2 separate regions of the Homo sapiens genome follow, and region 2 is linked to region 1. Evidence: read pairs that join two places in POLR2A ChIA-PET (ENCODE). Cell type or tissue: endothelial cell of umbilical vein. All regions are shown on one strand. Each heading gives the region's core, and the rest is flanking DNA. Links, peaks and the distances in the headings are about the cores only. Region 1 overlaps NOCT (nocturnin). Region 2 overlaps LOC105379412 (a long non-coding RNA gene).

Region 1 (9,447 bases), core at 631-8,630:
ATCTCAAAAGCTTTGTCTTCTGAGGGTGAATTTGTTGAAAACCACCAAGAGGATCTCAGGCCAAATAAGGTAGATGACCAGATTTGATAATCTGCTATTAGTCCAAAATGAACTGGCTTTAACAAGAATGTTTTCCTTGAGAATTGTAGTGAATGAATAGCCTATTAAATGCATCGCAAAAACTAGATCCCCCTAAAAGACAACAGGGAATGATAGACTATCCCATTTGATTCATCTCATATATACACAGCAGTCTCAGAGTTGCAGTGCCAGTACCACCACTACTAATTATGATCACTTAGACATAATTACTAATTATGATTGCTACTATGAAACTTATGAAAAAAGTTTAAAATTTTTAAATTGAAGATGCTTTTCTCATCCTGCCCCCTCCTTTTTTGGTGTACTACATCTTCATGTTCACTGTTGGGCCATATAGCCATTACATATTGAATTCTCCCTGAAAGTCTTCTTTAGAATTGATTTGCTAAGTAGCTCTGTGTTTAGTGCTTTGCTCCAGTTCTTACACCAGTGTTTCTGGTTGTTTTGGTCTGAAGCTTGTTCTCTAGTTCTAGATATGGCAAATTTTTTTTTGAAGAAGGCTACATATTAAATATTTAGGCTCTGTGGGCCAAAAATGGTCCTGTTAATGTATTCGTGAGTGTGTGTGTACTTAACAACACATTTTTTAAATGTAAAAGCCATTCTTAGCTTGTTGGGTGTGGTGGCTCATGCCTGTAATCCCAGCACTGAGATGGCTGAGATGGGAGGATTGCTTGAGCTCAGGAGTTTGAGACCAGCCTGGGCAACACAGTGAAGACTCCATTTCAAAAAAAAAAAAAAAAAGCCATTCTTAGCTTGAGGACTGCCAATCCTTGCTTTAGTAGATTCCTCATAAGGGGCTCATGGAGACAATATTCCAGTTTTGCTGGATATAAAATCCTTGGCTTACACTTTATGTATTTTAAATATGTTACTTCATTTTCTTCTCACATAAAACATTGCAGTTGAAGTCTGATGACAATCTGATTTTTTTTTTTACTAGACCACTTGGTGTTGGTCATTCTGGGTTGATACTCTCAAGTTTGCAATGTCTTTTTTTCAATATCTACTTTTTAAGTATTTTTTTTTAAGTTTTCTTGATTTCTTTTGTTCCCTTTCGTTGGTCTTCATCTATAAGAACTGCTATTACTCATATTTTGGGTCTTTGCTCATTTTTAGTATTTGTCACTTTCTCCCTTTTATTTTTTTTTAAAAAAAGCAATCCTTAGGTTTGACTCTGATCTTTTTCTCATTTCTTTTTAATTTTTATTGCTAATTCTTTTTGGTGTCTAATTTCTGAATTTTCTAATTCTGATTTAGGTTATTCTTTCATGTCTTGTATCTTTTTGTTTTGTTTTGTTTTGAGATGGAGTATCGCTCTATTGCCAGGCTGGAGTGGAATGGCGCCATCTCGGCTTCCTGCAACCTCCTCCTCCCGAGTTCAAGCGATTCTCCTGCCTCACCCTCGCGAGTAGCTGGGATTACAGGCGCCCAACACCATGCCTGGCTAATTTTTGCCTTTTTAGTAGAGACGGGGCTTTGCTACGTAGGCCAGGCTGATGTTGAACTCCTGACCTCAGGTGATCCGCCCGCCTCAGCCTCCCAAAGTGCTGGGATTACAGGCATGAGCCACCGCGTCCGGCCTCTTGTATCATTTTCTTTTTTTTTTTTTTTTGAGACGGAGTCTCGGTCTGTCGCCCAGGCTGGAGTGCAGTGGCGCGATCTCGGCTCACTGCAAGCTCCGCCTCCCGGGAGCCTCCTGCCTCAGCCTCCGAAGCAGCTGGGACTACAGGCGCCCGCCACCATGCCCAGCTAATTTTTTTTTTTTTGTATTTTTTAGTAGAGACGGGGTTTCACTGTGTTAGCCAAGATGGTCTCGATCTTCTGACCTCATGATGCGCCCGCCTCGGCCTCCCAAAGTGCTGGGATTACAGGCTTGAGACACCGCGCCCAGCCTTGTATCATTTTCTTAAAGACTTAGCTCACTCTGCAATAGGATGCAGTTTGATTTGCTTCCTGGGCACATTTCTGGCATGCTTTCACTGTCTGATATTGTTCTATTCTTTATTCTCTTCATGTGAAATTGATTTTTCTAAATTTTTAGAAGGAAGTGTGGTTCAGGATTGCTTTTCTGATTTCACGTACTCCTCAAACGTTTGACTCCCATTGGACATCCTTCCTTCTGCACATTCATTTTTGCATGGTAGTTTTTTCATATAACCACCCTAAAACTCAGCTTGGCAAAGATAAAATGTCATCAAAAGGAATGTAGGGCAGTCCTATTGAAACTGAGCTCTACATCAAGCCCAGAGCCTGACAGGTGTCAAACGTCACTGTTTATTTCACATTTAAAATATAAAATATACCATGGTGTCCCTGTGAGTTTGCTGTGGTTCCCTGGGACACGTTAGCTCACAATTTGGGGATCACAATCCCAGGTGATGCTGATATTGCTGATCAGGAGACCACACTTGGATGTTTGGCTGTTTTTTGTTTGTTTTCCCCAAAAAACCTACAGGAAGTAAAAAAAAAAAGTACAAGAAGAAAGACTTTCAAAACTTGTACTGCCAGCCATGAAGAAAATTTCTTCCTTTGGACCCATGTACTCATGTATTTATCAATTAAAATGAAATTATTGAAATCAGTTTGGAAACAGTTGTATATGTGTGTATTTGTGGGAGAGCATGCTTGCTTGCAGATGCACACACACCTGCTATGTTTGTTGGGAAAATTAGTATGTGTTCATTTGCTGTAGTCTAGCTTTCTTACTGGAGGGAAAAACTACTTTGAGTAGACAGGAAGGAACAAAAAAAGCATGCTTGCATCCTCATTGACCTTAATGTTCAAGGACATTTGGTGGTAAATAATTGAATTTCCTTTGTAACCTGCCACAGTGAATTTGATTGACTGCTAGTTTGAGATGTGATTGATAAGCCTGCCAAATTTTATAAAGAAAACTTTATATAATGTTTACATTTATAAAATGTTTATGTTTTATAAAGAAAACTTTGTATCTCTCAAGAGAGGGAAATCCAGATTGCCTGGTACCAGCATTTATCATACAGAGAATCTTGGATGTTACTCCCAGTAAAATGTGCCCCTAATTTATACTATAATGAAAATAAAACATAGTTGACCTCTAAAAGAGCAATCAACTGCTTTCAAGTGAACTGCCACATAATGCTAATTAGTTGAAGATTATGCTCTGTTCTCCTTAATGAATTATAAAAAGCAAAACACTAAAAATTAACTCGGGAAGACAAAGTAACTGGTGCTTCCTGCATTTTTCCTTGTTCTTTGTCTTTCTAGGATCCCAGGAAATGTGGGCAACTCATGAGAAGGTAGTGCCCTGGATGGAAGTTAGCTGAACAAAATCAGCTTACTCTAAGCCCTTCTGGCCTCAGCCCCTTTTCTGGATTTTAAGAAATCCAGCAATTGATACAAGATTATAGAGTATACCACTCAGTGAAGTTCAGAGTTCTACTACAGAAAGCCCAAGCCTTGATTTACACTTAACATCTAGGAGAAATGGGAAAGAATCTAGCCATTACTTTCCCCAACAGAGGGATCTGTATAGATGAGATGACCAGCGTAGCAAGCAGCCTGCTATTACCTAATCTCTCACCCAGGATTAACATTAACATGGGCTTTCTAACATTTCACTTTTTACAAACTAGTCTTTAAGATCTTTTTTTTTTTTTTTTTTTTGAGTCTCGCTGTGTCACCCAGGCTGGAGCTCAATAGAGTCACCTCAGCTCACTGCAACCACCATCTCCCTGGTTCAAGCAATTCGCCTGCCTCAGCCTCCTGAGTAGCTGGGATTACAGGCGCACACCACCACACCCGGCTAATTTTTTATGTTTTTGGTAGAGGCAGGGTTTCTCCATGTTGGCCAGGCTGGTCTCGAACTCCTGACCTCAAGTGATCCACCTGCCTCAGCCTCCCAAAGTACTGGGATTACAGGTGTGAGCCACCATGCCCAGCCTAGTCTTGAGGTTCTTAAGATATATAGAAAAAGGAATGTAGATTTTGTTAAGCCTTGCTCTTTTTTTAAGACTGGTTTTATAAATTACAAAGACAAATCCTAGGTTAGAAGAGGCCATCAAGATCAAAGTATTTCTTCCTTAAAAGGATGAGTTTTCATTGTTAATCAGAGGCTAGTTTTAACGGTAGTACTTAAATTAACTGTCCTAGTAGAAAGCTGGAACCTGGAAACTCCTTTATTCTGCCTCTGTAGAAATGGCTTTATACGCCGGGCGTGGTGGCTCATGCTTGTAATCCCAGCACTTTGGGAGGCCGAGGCGGGCAGATCACCTGAGGTCGGGAGTTCCAGACTAGCCTGACCAACATGGGGAAACCCCATCTCTACTGAAAATACAAAATTAGCAGCGGGTAGAGGTGCATGCCTGTAATCCCAGCTACTTGGGAGGCTGAGGCAGGAGAATTGCTTGAACCTGGGGGTGGAGGTTGCGGTGAGCCGAGATTGTGCCATTGCACTCCAGCCTGGGCAACAAGAGCGAAACTCCATCTCAAAAAAAAAAAAAAAGAAAAAAGAAATGGCTTTATACACTATTATGGCAACAATTGAGCTCCTGGTTTCGGTGGACAGTAAATGTTTATCTTACAGTTGTGCTGGGCGAGAAGTCAGGAAAAGGAGCTGAGTGTGTAACTGTGATTTCCTTTTCCGTAGTGTGTTCCATGGGAACCGGTACAAGCAGACTCTATAGTGCTCTCGCCAAGACACTGAACAGCAGCGCTGCCTCCCAGCACCCAGAGTATTTGGTGTCACCTGACCCAGAGCATCTGGAGCCCATTGATCCTAAAGAGCTTCTTGAGGAATGCAGGGCCGTCCTGCACACCCGACCTCCCCGGTTCCAGAGGGATTTTGTGGATCTGAGGACAGATTGCCCTAGTACCCACCCACCTATCAGGGTTATGCAATGGAACATCCTCGCCCAAGGTATGCTGGATGCTTTTGTGCCTCTGCAGTCAAGTTTGCTGTGACTGCCTTTCTGCTTCTGCACATCCACAGTGCACTGTTTTATGTGGAAGGAAGAGGTGTGGGCAGATGGAGGTGACTGCAGCAGCATGGAGAGCTCCTAGAAGAGGTTAAGACAGGGAATCATCTGGTTTTCACTTTTTTTTTTTTTTTAGAAAGAAAAAAGACACTTTAATTGTTCTTGGATAGTCTACAAACATGGAAGGTGTAAAGAATAAACCACGAGTTACTTGCTTTAATTGTAAAAACCAAGTCAGGTGCAGTGGCTCACACCTGTAATCCCAGCACTTTGGGAGGCCGAGGTGGGTGGATCACCTGTGGTCAGGAGTTCGAGACCAGCCTGACCAACATGGAGAAACCCCGTTTCTACTAAAAATACAAAATTAGCCGGGTGTGGTGGCGCATGCCTGTAATCCCAGCTACTCGGGAGGCTGAGGCAGGAGAATCGCTTGAACCCAGAAAGTGGTGGTTGCAGTGAGCTGAGATTGCGCCATTGCACTGCAGCCTGGGCAACAAGATCGAGGTTGCAGTGAGCTGAGATTGAGCCACTGCACTCCAGCCTGGGCAACAGAGTGAGACACTGTCTCAAAAAAATATGTATATATATATATATATATATATACACTTTGTTACAGTAGTAAGGACTTCTTTCCTGGGTCTGCCAAATTAAAAAACAGATGTGTCAATCAACTCTATGTAGCATTGCCTTTTATGTAAGCAGTTGAGATTTTAAGAAAAACAAGGGCCTGATTTTTTTTTTTCCTGGAAAATAAGGGGAGATTCCGTGACTTACCAATCTTTGATTCTTTTTCCCTAAGTAGGAAAAGCTGCCTATTTAAAATAAGTTCCATTCATTCTGAGTAGTGTCCATAATAGTCAGGGTTAAAACTAATACTTGGTGTTAAATATTTGGTGTTTAAAAAAACCAAAAAAATTTTAAAAGAAAATTGGCATTTATTTCATTTTATATAGCTTAGATCCCTGGCACTGCAAAGCAGTTTCCTTAAGTAAGATCTTAATATCCTGGAATATAGTTAACATGAAATCATTTCGAAACAAAAGATCTGTTGTTTGCTTCATCCACATAGTGAGAGGTGATTTAGTTTGGATGGGGTAATACAGTTTGGACAGAGAGCCACTCCAAGCATTTAAAGCAGAGGAAGCATTCTGAGGGTCTTGAGTGATGCCAAACCTCCTGGGTACTTTGAAGTCACGGTTTTGTAAGAGCTGACAACTGACTAGCTTTTTCTTTTCAGCTCTTGGAGAAGGCAAAGACAACTTTGTACAGTGCCCTGTTGAAGCACTCAAATGGGAAGAAAGGAAATGTCTCATCCTGGAAGAAATCCTGGCCTACCAGCCTGATATATTGTGCCTCCAAGAGGTGGACCACTATTTTGACACCTTCCAGCCACTCCTCAGTAGACTAGGCTATCAAGGCACGTTTTTCCCCAAACCCTGGTCACCTTGTCTAGATGTAGAACACAACAATGGACCAGATGGTTGTGCCTTATTTTTTCTTCAAAACCGATTCAAGCTAGTCAACAGTGCCAATATTAGGCTGACAGCCATGACATTGAAAACCAACCAGGTGGCCATTGCACAGACCCTGGAGTGCAAGGAGTCAGGCCGACAGTTCTGCATCGCTGTTACCCATCTAAAAGCACGCACTGGCTGGGAGCGGTTTCGATCAGCTCAAGGCTGTGACCTCCTTCAGAACCTGCAAAACATCACCCAAGGAGCCAAGATTCCCCTTATTGTGTGTGGGGACTTCAATGCAGAGCCAACAGAAGAGGTCTACAAACACTTTGCTTCCTCCAGCCTCAACCTGAACAGCGCCTACAAGCTGCTGAGTGCTGATGGGCAGTCAGAACCCCCATACACTACCTGGAAGATCCGGACCTCAGGGGAGTGCAGGCACACCCTGGATTACATCTGGTATTCTAAACATGCTCTAAATGTAAGGTCAGCTCTCGATCTGCTCACTGAAGAACAGATTGGACCCAACAGGTTACCTTCCTTCAATTATCCTTCAGACCACCTGTCTCTAGTGTGTGACTTCAGCTTTACTGAGGAATCTGATGGACTTTCATAAATACTTGCTTTTGTCTTTTTAATCACAGGAGTCTATTTTTTTTTTTTTTTTTTTTTTTTTGAGACAGAGTCTCGCTCTGTTGCCTAGGCTGGAGTACAGTGGCCTGATCTCGGCTCACTGCAAGATCCGCCTCCCGGGTTCATGGCATTCTCCTGCCTCAGCCTCCAGAGCAACTGGGACAACAGGCGCCCGTCACCACGCCCAGCTAATTTTTTGTATTTTTAGTAGAGACGGGGTTTCACCGTGTTAGCCAGGATGGTCTCGATCTCCTGACCTTGAATCACAAGAGTCTTAACAGGGAATGTTTCAGGAAACAAATAGGATAAGACAATGCCAGAGGAAGGATAGAAACATGGGAAGTTTCTATCATTTCATTTTCTGCGTTTCCAGCATGCCCTTGGAAAAGACTCCCTTTAGTCCCTTTTTCAATTAAAACCTATGGTGAAAAAGGCGTTTGCACTCCAATTTTGGCTTGTGTTGTTTTCTTTTCCTTAATATTACATTTTGATCATTTAAGGGCATTAAATTGGCTTGTTTTGGTCAGGTGTGGTGGCTGCTCATGCCTGTAATACCAACACATTGGGACGCCAAGGTGGGAGAATCACTTGAACCCAGGAGTTCGAGTCCAGCCTGGGCAACATGGCACGAGACCCCATCTCTATTTCTAAAATAATAATAAATTCGGTTATTTTGAAGCTTTTTCAATTTGAGGATGCTATAAAAACTTAGACTTGTTGCTTGAATCTTCCATAATAGTATGTAGGAGCAATTTCTCTAAACAGCATTTTAAGTTATTTATTTGTGGGTTTTTAAAATGTCAACAAAATGCATGGCAGTATTTATTTTTTATATCTTCATATAAAATTAAGTAAATTATAGCATTATGAACATTTTAGAACCATGCAAGAGAAGTTATAGAGAAAGTAATTTATGGTGATTTTCATAAAGCTTTAAAATATTTTCATTTGGGCTATAACAAAATGAGTACAAAGGAACTATTTAGCCTGGAGGGGCTTTTGTTATTTAAATGTCAGATTTCTTTGATACATTCTTCAAAAATAATCCTTGTCCTGCCTCTATGTTCCATTATTGTGTTTCTTTTTTTTTTTTTTGGAGACAGAGTCTCACTCTGTTGCCCAGGCTGGAGTGCAGTGGTGTAGTCTCGGCTCACTGCAAGCTCTGCCTCCCAGGTTCACACCATTCTCCTGCCTCAGCCTCCCAAGTAGCTGGGACTACAGGCGCCTGCCACCACGCCCGGCTAATTTTTTGTATTTTTAGTAGAGACGGGGTTTCACCATGTTAGTCAGGATGGTCTCAGTCTCGATCTCCTGACCTGGTGATCTGCCCGCCTTGGCCTCCCAAAGTGCTGGGATTACAGGCGTGAGCCACAGCGCCCGGCCTTATTGTGTTTCTTGAAGAGATTCCAATTAGTTTTCAATTATTTAACCAATTAGTTTTCATTATTGCTGTTATATTTAAACTTTACCATTGGAATAATATTGGTATGCGTTTGATATTAGTCACTCGATGTCATCATTATTTGTATTGGAATGTGCTATTCACAATAGGTTATTTAGAAGCTGTATGTGGCAGTGGCCAAGAGAGTCAGTAGGACCTTCTTTTCAGAGATAGGAAACTTTCTAGAAAGCCTGTTAATGGGCTTTCATTGAAATTTCCTAAGATAGCCAGATACTGTCATTCAAAATATCTAGAAAGAAGAATGTAAAAAGTTAGATAACCTGGGTCGGGTGTGGTGGCTCATGCTTGTAATCCCAGCACTTTCGGAGGCCAAGGTGGGCGGATCAACTGTGGTCAGGAGTTCGAAACCAGCCTGGCCAACATGGTGAAACCTCGTCTCTACTAAAAATACAAAAATTAGCTGGGCATGGTGGCAGGTGTCTGTAATCCCAGCTACTTGGGAGGCTGAAACAGGAGAATCGCTTGAACCTGGGAGGTAGAGGTTGCAGTGAACCCAGACTGCACCATTGCGCTCTAGCCTGGGCAACAAGAGTGAAACTCCATCTCAAAAAAACCTGGAATTCTCTTCCATCAGAAATAAAAGTAAAAATTACAGGTAAAGCCTCTTCCAAACAAAATAACTTATTGGTAATAGATATTTTAATTTGTGAGTTGTAAATACATAAGATTAATAAATGGTCTTTTAAACCTAGTGCTTTTAATGTCTTTGTAGTCCAAAAAGAATCTGGGAGTAGATTTTCTCCTTTAATACTGTTTTATCATAATGACCCACATATATCCATTCACACATGGAGCCTTCACTGTAAAAGTGAACGTACATAGATCTGTAGCTGCA
Region 2 (9,447 bases), core at 586-8,585, 210 kb after region 1:
GCTGGGTGAGGTGGCACTCACCTTCAGTCTTGTGAGGCTAAGGGTAGGAGGATCGCTTGAGCACAGGAGAGCGAGGCTGCAGTGAGCTGTGATTGCGCCACAGCACTCAGCCTGGGCGACAGAGTGAGGCTTTGTCTCAAATAAAATAAAATAAAATAATTGTAGTAGTGTCCACAAGAATCACCTGCAGACCCCGAAGATCTTAGACTTCGAATATTCACCCTGACTGCTCCCTTTACCTAGAATCCCACTTATCTTAGATCAGTCTAAGTCCCCACCTCTCCATTTGGCTACCCCTGCTTATCCTTCAAAACTCAGGTAAGATTTTCTCCTTAGCCAGGAGCCCTCTTTGAGCATAATTCACTTCCCCACTTCTCCTATAAGCCCCCATAGCATCTTTCAAATTTCTGTGTAGTTAACACATTACATGGCATATTTTGTTTGTCTTTCCCTCTGCCCAGAAGGTAAGCTTCTCAGTCTATTCATGCACCTAGTAAAATGCAATTACTATAGTAGGCAGCTCAACAAATATACACTAAGAAATGTTATTCAGAGTCTTGAAAAGTAGTGAATTGGCCGGCTGTGATGGCTTATGCCTGTAACTCCAGCACTTTGGGAGGCTGAGGCGGGCGGATCACCTGAGGTCAGGAGTTCGAAACCAGCCTGACCAATATGGTGAAACTCCGTCTCTACTAAAAATACAAAATTAGCTGGGTGTGGTGGCAGGCGCCTGTAATCCCAGCTACTCGGGAGGCTGAGGCAGGAGAATCACTTGAACCCAGGAGGCGGAGGTTGCAGTGAGCCGAGATCGCGCCATTGCACTCCAGCCTGAGCAACAAGAGCGAAACTCCATCTCAAAAAGAAAAGAAAAGTAGTGAATTAATTTGATCAAATAAAAGTAGCTTAGATAGCTCTATCTGCAATAAGCTTTGATGCTACAAAATTTTCCAGTGATCTTTAAGAGGAAAAAACTGAGAAGCAGTGTTCACTTTTCTTTCAGTTTCTTCTTTCCAGGAGGATACTAAGAAGTAATGATGCCTCTTTTTTTATGCTTAGAAAAATCTCAGATGAGGACAATCATCTTTATTTCTATTTTCAGCACGGGTTCTTGCTGTGTGGCTGTGAAAATGACTGACAGAAATTATAACCAGGTACCGACTGCTCTGTACTTTTTCTTTCTCTTCCAGGTTCGGGATGGCACGTTCCTAATTCCCTCTTGACCACAAAATGTGAGGATCTAGCCTCAAATCTGCAACGCTTGCGTCTAAGAAAAAAATTGTTTTTAAATTTCCATTTAACAGAAATACAGATGCAGAGCCATATAATCATCGGTCTTTGATCACTCAGCAAATCACAGAACAAGGAACAAATCCTAGAGGGGATGACAGGCCAGTTTTTGACCCTATAGCCCAGCAACCTCAACACAGAACCGGAACCTTTCCCACATTAATCGCAAGGCAAGCAAGTGACAGATTTTTACTTTTTAGTTCAATCTTTTTAAATCAATTATAAAAGATGACAAATATACACCTCTCTTGGGATACTTTAGATAGGGCCTTATATAAGTATTATATGTCCTAAAATCAGGCAGATCTTTCTTTATCCCCGTCACATATTTTACATTTCTGAAAGTAAAACAGGAAATTACTTCAAGAAAATGCCTGGAAGAAAAGCAAATATTTTCAAACTATTCAGAAGAATGGAATTTTTCAAAAATTAAAAGTTGCCAAAGGGAGCCAGGCATGGTGGGTCACACCTGGAACCTCAGTGCTTTGAGAGGCAGAGACAGGATGATCACTTGAGGCCAGCAGTTTGAGACCAGCCTGGGTAACATAGTGAGACCCTATCTCTATAAAAAATTAAAAAATTAGCTGGGCCTGGTGGTGCATGTCTGCAGTCGTAGCCACTCCAAAGTCTGAGGTGGGAGGATCACTTGAGCCCAGCAGTTTGAGGCTGAAGTGAGCTATAATCACGCCACTGCACTCCAGCCTGGGCAAGAGAGCAAGATCATCTCTTAAAAAAAGGGAAAATAAAATAAAATAAACTTGCCAAAGGGGAAAAAAAGCAAGTAATGTCTAATTATTTAAAGCCCAAAGAGAGAAAAAACAGCTGTTATTCCACTATTATGCTATCATATTTGGCTGCCCCTTTCACTGGGTTATTACTATTGGTATCTGGGAATATACCCGGCCCTTCTCTGATCTCCTGTGTCCCAACAGTCCAAAGGAGGGGGATAGCCAGCTGCTTCTCCTTGTCTCATTGTCTGGCCATGGGGAATGCTTTGGCTGTCACTTGCAGCTCCTCTTCTGAGTCTGTAGCGACTGGGGAAGTGCCTAGCTGGTTTTATCTTTTCTAGATGCAGAGGATGCAACAGGGAACCAGAAACGCCTTCCTGAAAATGTCATTTGTTTGTATTTTCTGGGTCTCTTACAGAATCTCTGGGACTCATGCAGAGGCAGAAAAGGATACTCTCTATCTCCCTATGACTTTTATTAAATCCTAAGATTTTAAAATGTAGTAACTGGGACTCATTCTGATCTTAGTTGAATGAATTCTCATTACTGTGTTTCTTTTCCATGTTAAAGAAATATAATATTTGTGCTTCCTTAAAACTAAAATTACAACTGAAATCAGCATAGTGAGTGGTTCACTTAGAGTGGAAGGTTTAAAGCAATAGAGGAGTTTATATTTAATAAAATTACTCATGTGGCCCGGCGCAGTGGCTCATGCCTGTAATCCCAGCACTTTGGGAGGCCGAAGCAGGTGGATCACCTGAGGTCAGGAGTTCGAGACCAGCCTGGGCAACATGGTGAAACCCTGTGTCTCTACTAAAAATACAAAAAAATTAGCCGGGCCTAGTGGCAGGCGCCTGTAATCCCAGCTACTCAGGAGGCTGAGGCAGGAGAATCACTTGAACCCAGGAGGCAGAGGTTGCAGTGAGCTGAGATTGCGCCATTGCACTCCAGCCTGGGCGACAGAGCAAGACTCCTTCTCCAAAAAAAAAAAAAAAAAAAAAAATTACTCACAAATCTATAATTGCCTCCTCCTTCTACTTGGTTTTACATTTTCCTATATCCTGTGATTTATTGCAAGTTACTACCAATACCTTTTGAAGTCCATATGGGTAAATATTGTAAGTAAATAACTAATATATAACATTTTCTTTTTTTTTTTTTAGAGATAGGGTCTCTCTCTGTCACCCAGGCTGGAGTACAGTGGTGTGATTACAGCTTATGGCAGATTCAACCTCCTGGGCTCAAGCAATCTTCCTGCCTTAGGCTCCCAAGTAGCTGAGACCACAGGCACATTCCACCATGCCTGACTAATTTTTTTTTTTTTTTTTTTTGTAGAAACAGGATCTCACTATGTTGCCCAGGCTGGTCTCAAGCTCATGGGCTAAGTGATCCTCTTGCTTCAGCCTCCCAAAGTGCTGGGATTACATGCATGAGCCACCATGCCTGGCCTAAAACATTTTCTTAATCATCACTGTGTGCTTATGTGTTCTGGCACTGTTCTGTATGCTATGGAGAAAGGCTAATAAGATATTTTGGGTCCTTTATTTATTTATTTATTTGTTTATTTTTTATGCTGAACCCAATTGTTCGGAATATTTTGTGTCCTTATGTAGATTGTAACCCAGAGACTCAGATAAGGAGTGATACCTTATTTATACTATTTATCCACAAGTCAGGCATTACGTTTGAAATGTTTTTCTAGTAGTACTAATGAGCTTGTGCTGCACCAACCACTTACTCCTTAGTGGCTTCTTCTTTGACTCATGCATACATTTTATAGAAGTCTTAGAGTAGGGACTGTGGGTTTTGTTCCTGAAACAAAACAGAGATAACTAGAACACACCGGTTTCTAATTCCCAAGCCTGGCCTGATTTCTATCATCCTCTAACCTGCTAATCACATCTCCACGAAGAAGGGAGCCAAGTGCAGAGAGGAACATGTTTCCCAGTTTTAATTGCAACAATTTATGTAACAGCATGTGACACCAAGCTCTAATAAACTGGCAAAGATCAAATCAACAAATACATAGCATGATATATGATGATAAATGATAAATATATAATGCAAGTTTATTTTATTTCTCTTGGGATAATGCTGAAAGGAAGAACAGAGATAATTAAAGGGAGAAAGTAATTTGTTTGCAAATATTAGGAACATCTTCTGAAAAGGCCAAGAGGCAGAAAGGAAATGGAGACTGTGGAAATGATTTATGAAAAATAAGGAAACAAAAGTACCTGATGGACTTATAGACTGTAAATCAGCAAAGACACGATTGGTAATGAAGGCCATTAAGACAGAACTAACTGGTGGAAAGTGCTGGAGCCTGCAGTCAATATCTTTAACTTTATTTAGAAGGGTGCTATAGAATTTTTGAGGCCTAATAGACCATAGAAGTGGCATTTGAGAGAAGGATTTTAAGATCCTTAAGAAAATAAACCATTTAGAATCAGCCAGATTGATAAGTAAGTGTAATCTTCTGTTTATGGCAGAAGAGCTATGAGAAGTTCAGAGAAGAAAAACAACAATATAATTTAGTTATTAACTATAGGGGCAGGGGGCAGAAAATAAGACTCAGCATTCCTAAAAGATGAATTTCATGATCTGCCTTACTCTTTGGTAGGATTTATAGGCATTGCAGCATTACAGTTTTTACATCATAGGCAGTGTCTGCCTTCACGGCGAACATGGGTTTCCAAGTCTCCTAGCAGCTATTTAGCCTCAGAATAGGTCCGTTAATAACAGCACAAATTCTTTCTTCCATCCATTCTCACAGGTACAGTGGTAATCTCAACTTTTTAGAGTCGGAAGGAAACTCCGAAGACATTCTAGTTCAACTTTCTCATTTTACAGGTTAGAGAGGATATATGATTTGTTCAAGGCCATACAGTTAGTTTAGTGCTGAAGGAGAGTAAAACCCAGGCTTACAAGTTCTCAATAGTGTTGCCAAATGTATTTGTTTCTATTTCAAATATGCCAAATGTATGTTTATTCTATTTTGAAAGGACCAGTTAGCCAAATATTATTCTAGTTTTTGAAAAAATGATAAAGTGCCATGTTAAACAGAAAACTGTGAAGTCATACCACTTTTTTTTTAATTAAAAAAAATAGAGGTCGGGCATGGTGGCTTATGCCTGTAATCCCAGCACTTTGGGAGCCCGAGGTGGGTGAATCACTTGAAGTCAGGAGTTTGTGACCATTCTGGCCAACATGGTGAAACCCCGTCTCTACTAAAAAATACAAAAATTAGCTGGGCATGATGGTGGGCACCTGTGATCCCAGCTACTTGGGAGGCTAAGGCAGGAGAATCACTTGAACCTGGGGGACGGAGGTTGCAGTGAGCCGAGGTCACACTACTGCACTCCAGCCTGGGCAAGAGAGTGGGACTTGCCTCAGAATAAAAAAAAAAAGAGAGACGGGTCTCATTCTGTCGTCCAGGCTGCTCTTGAACTCCTGGGCTCAGGCTATCCACCTGCCTCGGCCTCCCAAAGTGCTGGGATTACAGGCGTGAGCCACTGCACTCCTGCCTTTTTCTTTTCTTTTCTTTCTTTTTCATGTTTTTTTTCTGAGACAGAGTCTCACTCCCTTGCCTAGGATGGAGTGCAGTGGCATGATTACAGTCATGAGCCATCATCCCCAGCTTTATCTCACATTTTTTTTTTTTTTTTGAGACAAAGTTTCACTCTCGTCGCCCAGGCTGGAGTGCAATGGCGTGTTCTCGGCTCACTCAACCTCCGCCTCTTGGATTCAAGCAATTCTCCTGCCTCAGCCTGCTGAGTAGCTGGGATTACAGGCACCTGCCACCATGCCCAGCTAATTTTGTATTTTTAGTAGAGACTGGGTTTCACCATGTTGGCCAGGCTGGTCTCAAACTCCTGACCTCAGGTGATCTGCCTGCCTTGGCATCCCAAAGTGCTGGGATTACAGGCATCAGCCACCGCGCCTGGCCTATCTTACTTTTATCTAACATTTTTATTTCAAAATATTTCAGACATACAGAAAAAGATATAGTATAATAAATACACATGTACATACCACCTTGCTTGAAAGTATCCTAACATTTTGCCATTTTTTTGCTTCACATCCTTCAAAACAAATAATACAATAAAAATACAGGTAAAGTTTCCTGTATTCCTCCCCATCTCATTCCCCTCTCTCCCTTCCTCCTCAGAGGTAACTGCTATCCTAAAATACATATCATCTCCCTTCATTTTTTTTTTTTTTTTTTTTTTCTGAGTCGGAGTCTTGCTCTGTCGCCCAGGCTGGAGTGCAGTGACACGATCTCGGCTCAATGCAAGCTCCGCCTCCCAGGTTCACACCATTCTCCTGCCTCAGCGTCCTGAGTAGCTGGGACTACAGGCGCCCGCCACCATGCCTGGCTAATTTTTTGTATTTTTAGTAGAGACGGGGTTTCACCGTGTTAGCCAGGATGGTCTCGATCTCCTGACCTTGTGATCCACCCGCCTCAGCCTCCTAAAGTGCTGGGATTACAGGCATGAGCCACCACGCCCAGCCCTCGCTTCATATTTTTATACTTTTATAATACATATAGGTATCTACAAACAACAGATAACATTTTTCTTATTTTTAAGTATATAGCATCATACTCTACATATCCTTTTACAATTTGTTTTTTCCATTCAACGTTATATTTTTGAGATTTATCCATGTTGATAAATGTAGTTCTTCTATTTCTTCTGTTTTCACTGATATATAGTATTCCCATTCTTTCTTTTTTTCCTACTGATTTTCTGCTTACAAAAATAAAAATATATAAACCTCCAATTTTTGGATTCATTATTGTTATAATCAGTAAGTAGAAAACTAAGTCACTCTGACATGAAGAGTCAAGTTTAAATGCTTGGGAAATAAGGAGGTGGAGGTTGCAGTGAGCCACTGCAGAGTGCCACTGCACTCCAGCCTGCATCACAGAGGGAGACTCCATCTCAAAAGAAAAGAAAAAAAATACCTGGGAAATGATTTTTCAGAAATAGTGAAGCTAAAACAAAAATGAAATTGTAGGTCCTACATTTCAATGACACAATGAAAAATGTTAAGAAGCCATTGAAATGAAATTTTTAGAGTGTCAAACACAAGATTAACAATTATCTTTTGTTTAGAAAAAGACAAGGCTGAATATTATATTTGCATACCAGTTACCACAAAATTTAAGTGAAATCTATATGGTTATTCTATCTCAGCAATAGAAAATTTCTTTTCTAAGCCTATTTATTAAAAATGGCAAAAAACAAATTCTCTGTAACCTCAAAAGTTTTATTTTAGTAGCTTCAACAAGAATAATTTTTTATTACAGGTAATTACATTTGTTATAATGATTGCTATAGAAAGTTTGTTTACTCTAAGTTTAAATTATAAACTATGTGTCAGCACTGTCCTGGGTACAAGAAGAAAAAAAAAATCATAGAAAAAAAATTATAGACTATGTTTGATCTAGGAGGTTGATTTTTCTTAGTAATGTTATAATTAAACCAAAAGTTTAGTGTAAAACATTAAACTTTTTCTTGTTAATTTAGATGTACAATTAATATATAAACCTTATGTAATATATAAGGGTATTCTTTTTAAGTAAGTTGACTTCCTAGAAAAATAAATGACTTAAACACACAAAAATCCATGTAGAATCTGACTTTTCCAGGACATAGTTGTATCAACAAACCATAAATTATTTCTCCATTTTCTATTAATATTAATTTAGGTCTTTTTTTTTTTTTTGAGACGGAGTTTCACTCTTGTTGCCCAGGCTGGAGTGCAATGGCACGATCTCGGCTCACTGCAACCCTGCCTCCCAGGTTCAAGCAGTTCTCCTGCCTCAGCCTCCCGGGTAGCTGGGATTACAGGCACGCGCCACCACGCCCGGCTAACTTTGTATTTTCAGTAGAGACAAGGTTTCTCCATGTTGGTCAGGCTGGTCTCGAACTCCCAACCTCAGGTGATCCGCCTGCCTCGGCCTCCCAAAGTGCTGGGATTACAGGTGTGCGCCACTGTGCCCAGCCTAATTTAGGTCATTTCTAATTTTTTTGCTATTACAATGTTTTTGGTACTGTTCTGGTACTTATCATCTTGAGCACATGTCAGAGTTTCTGTAGGGTACACACCTAAAAATGAAATGTTAGGTCATAGGGTATGAGTATCTTCATCTTTACTAGATATTGTCAAATTCCTTTTCAAATCAGCTCTACCAATAAGCACTATATATACAAATGCATTGCTTGGCATTGTTAGATTTTTGAAATTTTTGTAAAGATGATGGGTATAAAATGTTTACATATTACATATTACATTATTATTAATATTAAATATTGCATATTTTTTGTTTGCATTGCCCTGGTTACCAGTAAAGTTGAATATCTTTTCATATATATGTATTAGCTATTCAGATTCTTCTTCTATGAATTCTTATTCTTTGTGAATTTCTATTTAGAGTGTTTCTCTTTTTCTTGTCCATTGGTAGAAATTGTTCAAATATTCTGAATCTTAGTCCTAGTCCTTGCTAGTTTTATATCTTGCATATATCTTCTACCTATGGCTTATTTTTTCACTTTCATTATGGTGACTTTTGTTGGATAAAAGTTGTTTACCTGTAATCCCAGCACTTTGGGAGGCCAAGGCGAGCAGATCACCTGAGGTTGGGAGTTCGAGACCAGCCTGACCAACATGGAGAAACCCCGTCTCTACTAAAAATACAAAATTAGCTGGGCTTGGTGGTGCGTGCCTATAATCCCAGCTACTAGGGAGGCTGAGGCAGGAGAATTTCTTGAACCTGGGAGGCGGAGGTTGCAGTAAGCAGAGATCACACCATTGCACTCCAGCCTGGGCAACAAGAGCGAAACTCCGTCTCAAAAAAAAAAAAAAATTGTTCATATTAGCATACTCCAGTTTATCAATTGGTTCCTTCTGTTTTGTAATTTTGTGCCTTGAGATATCCCTCCTTATCTGAAGTCACAAAAGTATTTTCTTTAAAAAATTTTGGAATTTTTATTTTCATTTTTTAATTGTTAATTCATTTGCAATTTTTTCTGCTTATATTATGAGGTAAGAGGCTAACTTTATTTTATTTTTCCATATGGGTACCCAGTAGTTTCCACATCACTTACTGAAGAGCCCATCATTTCCTCTCTGGTTTGTAACCAGTCATATACTAATTTACATATATGTATAAGCATTTATCTCAGTTCCATATTCTTTTCTATTAGCTATTTTTTCTCTACCAACTATCTTAATTCTTAATAGCTTTATAAGTCTTTATATTTAGTAGGGTAAGTCACCCCCCTACACACACCCTTTCCTTCAGTTTTATTTGTTTGTTTTTTGTTTTTTTTTCTTTTGAGATGGAGTTTCGCTCTTGTGGCCCAGGCTGGAGTGCAATGGTGTGACCTCAGCTCACTGCAATCTCTGCCTCCCGGGTTCAAGTGAT

What was found. Peaks named below come from ENCODE experiments on the same cell type or tissue, not always from the same donor. Only the 100,000 strongest peaks of a DNase experiment are listed, where the experiment ranks them.
Region 2: POLR2A ChIA-PET joins it to region 1 with 5 read pairs; 3 of 35 experiments call an interaction of 5 or more read pairs at or near these places.

Annotation. Positions count from the first base shown.
Region 1 is chr4:139,038,342-139,047,788 of GRCh38, forward strand. It overlaps NOCT (nocturnin), which reads left to right. Exons shown (of 3, transcript NM_012118.4): 2 at 4,733-5,002; 3 at 6,298-7,598. The coding sequence ends at 7,133. Among named protein-coding and RNA genes, the nearest start is that of NOCT, 27 kb to the left of the region's middle. In endothelial cell of umbilical vein, for the core only: no CTCF peak of the experiment used is centred there; a DNase peak (open chromatin) is centred at 4,720; H3K27ac peaks cover 760 bases.
Region 2 is chr4:139,244,108-139,253,554 of GRCh38, forward strand. LOC105379412 (a long non-coding RNA gene) reads left to right here. Exons shown (of 4, transcript XR_007058273.1): 4 at 1,188-1,725. Among named protein-coding and RNA genes, the nearest start is that of MGARP, 31 kb to the right of the region's middle. In endothelial cell of umbilical vein, for the core only: no CTCF peak of the experiment used is centred there; no DNase peak of the experiment used is centred there.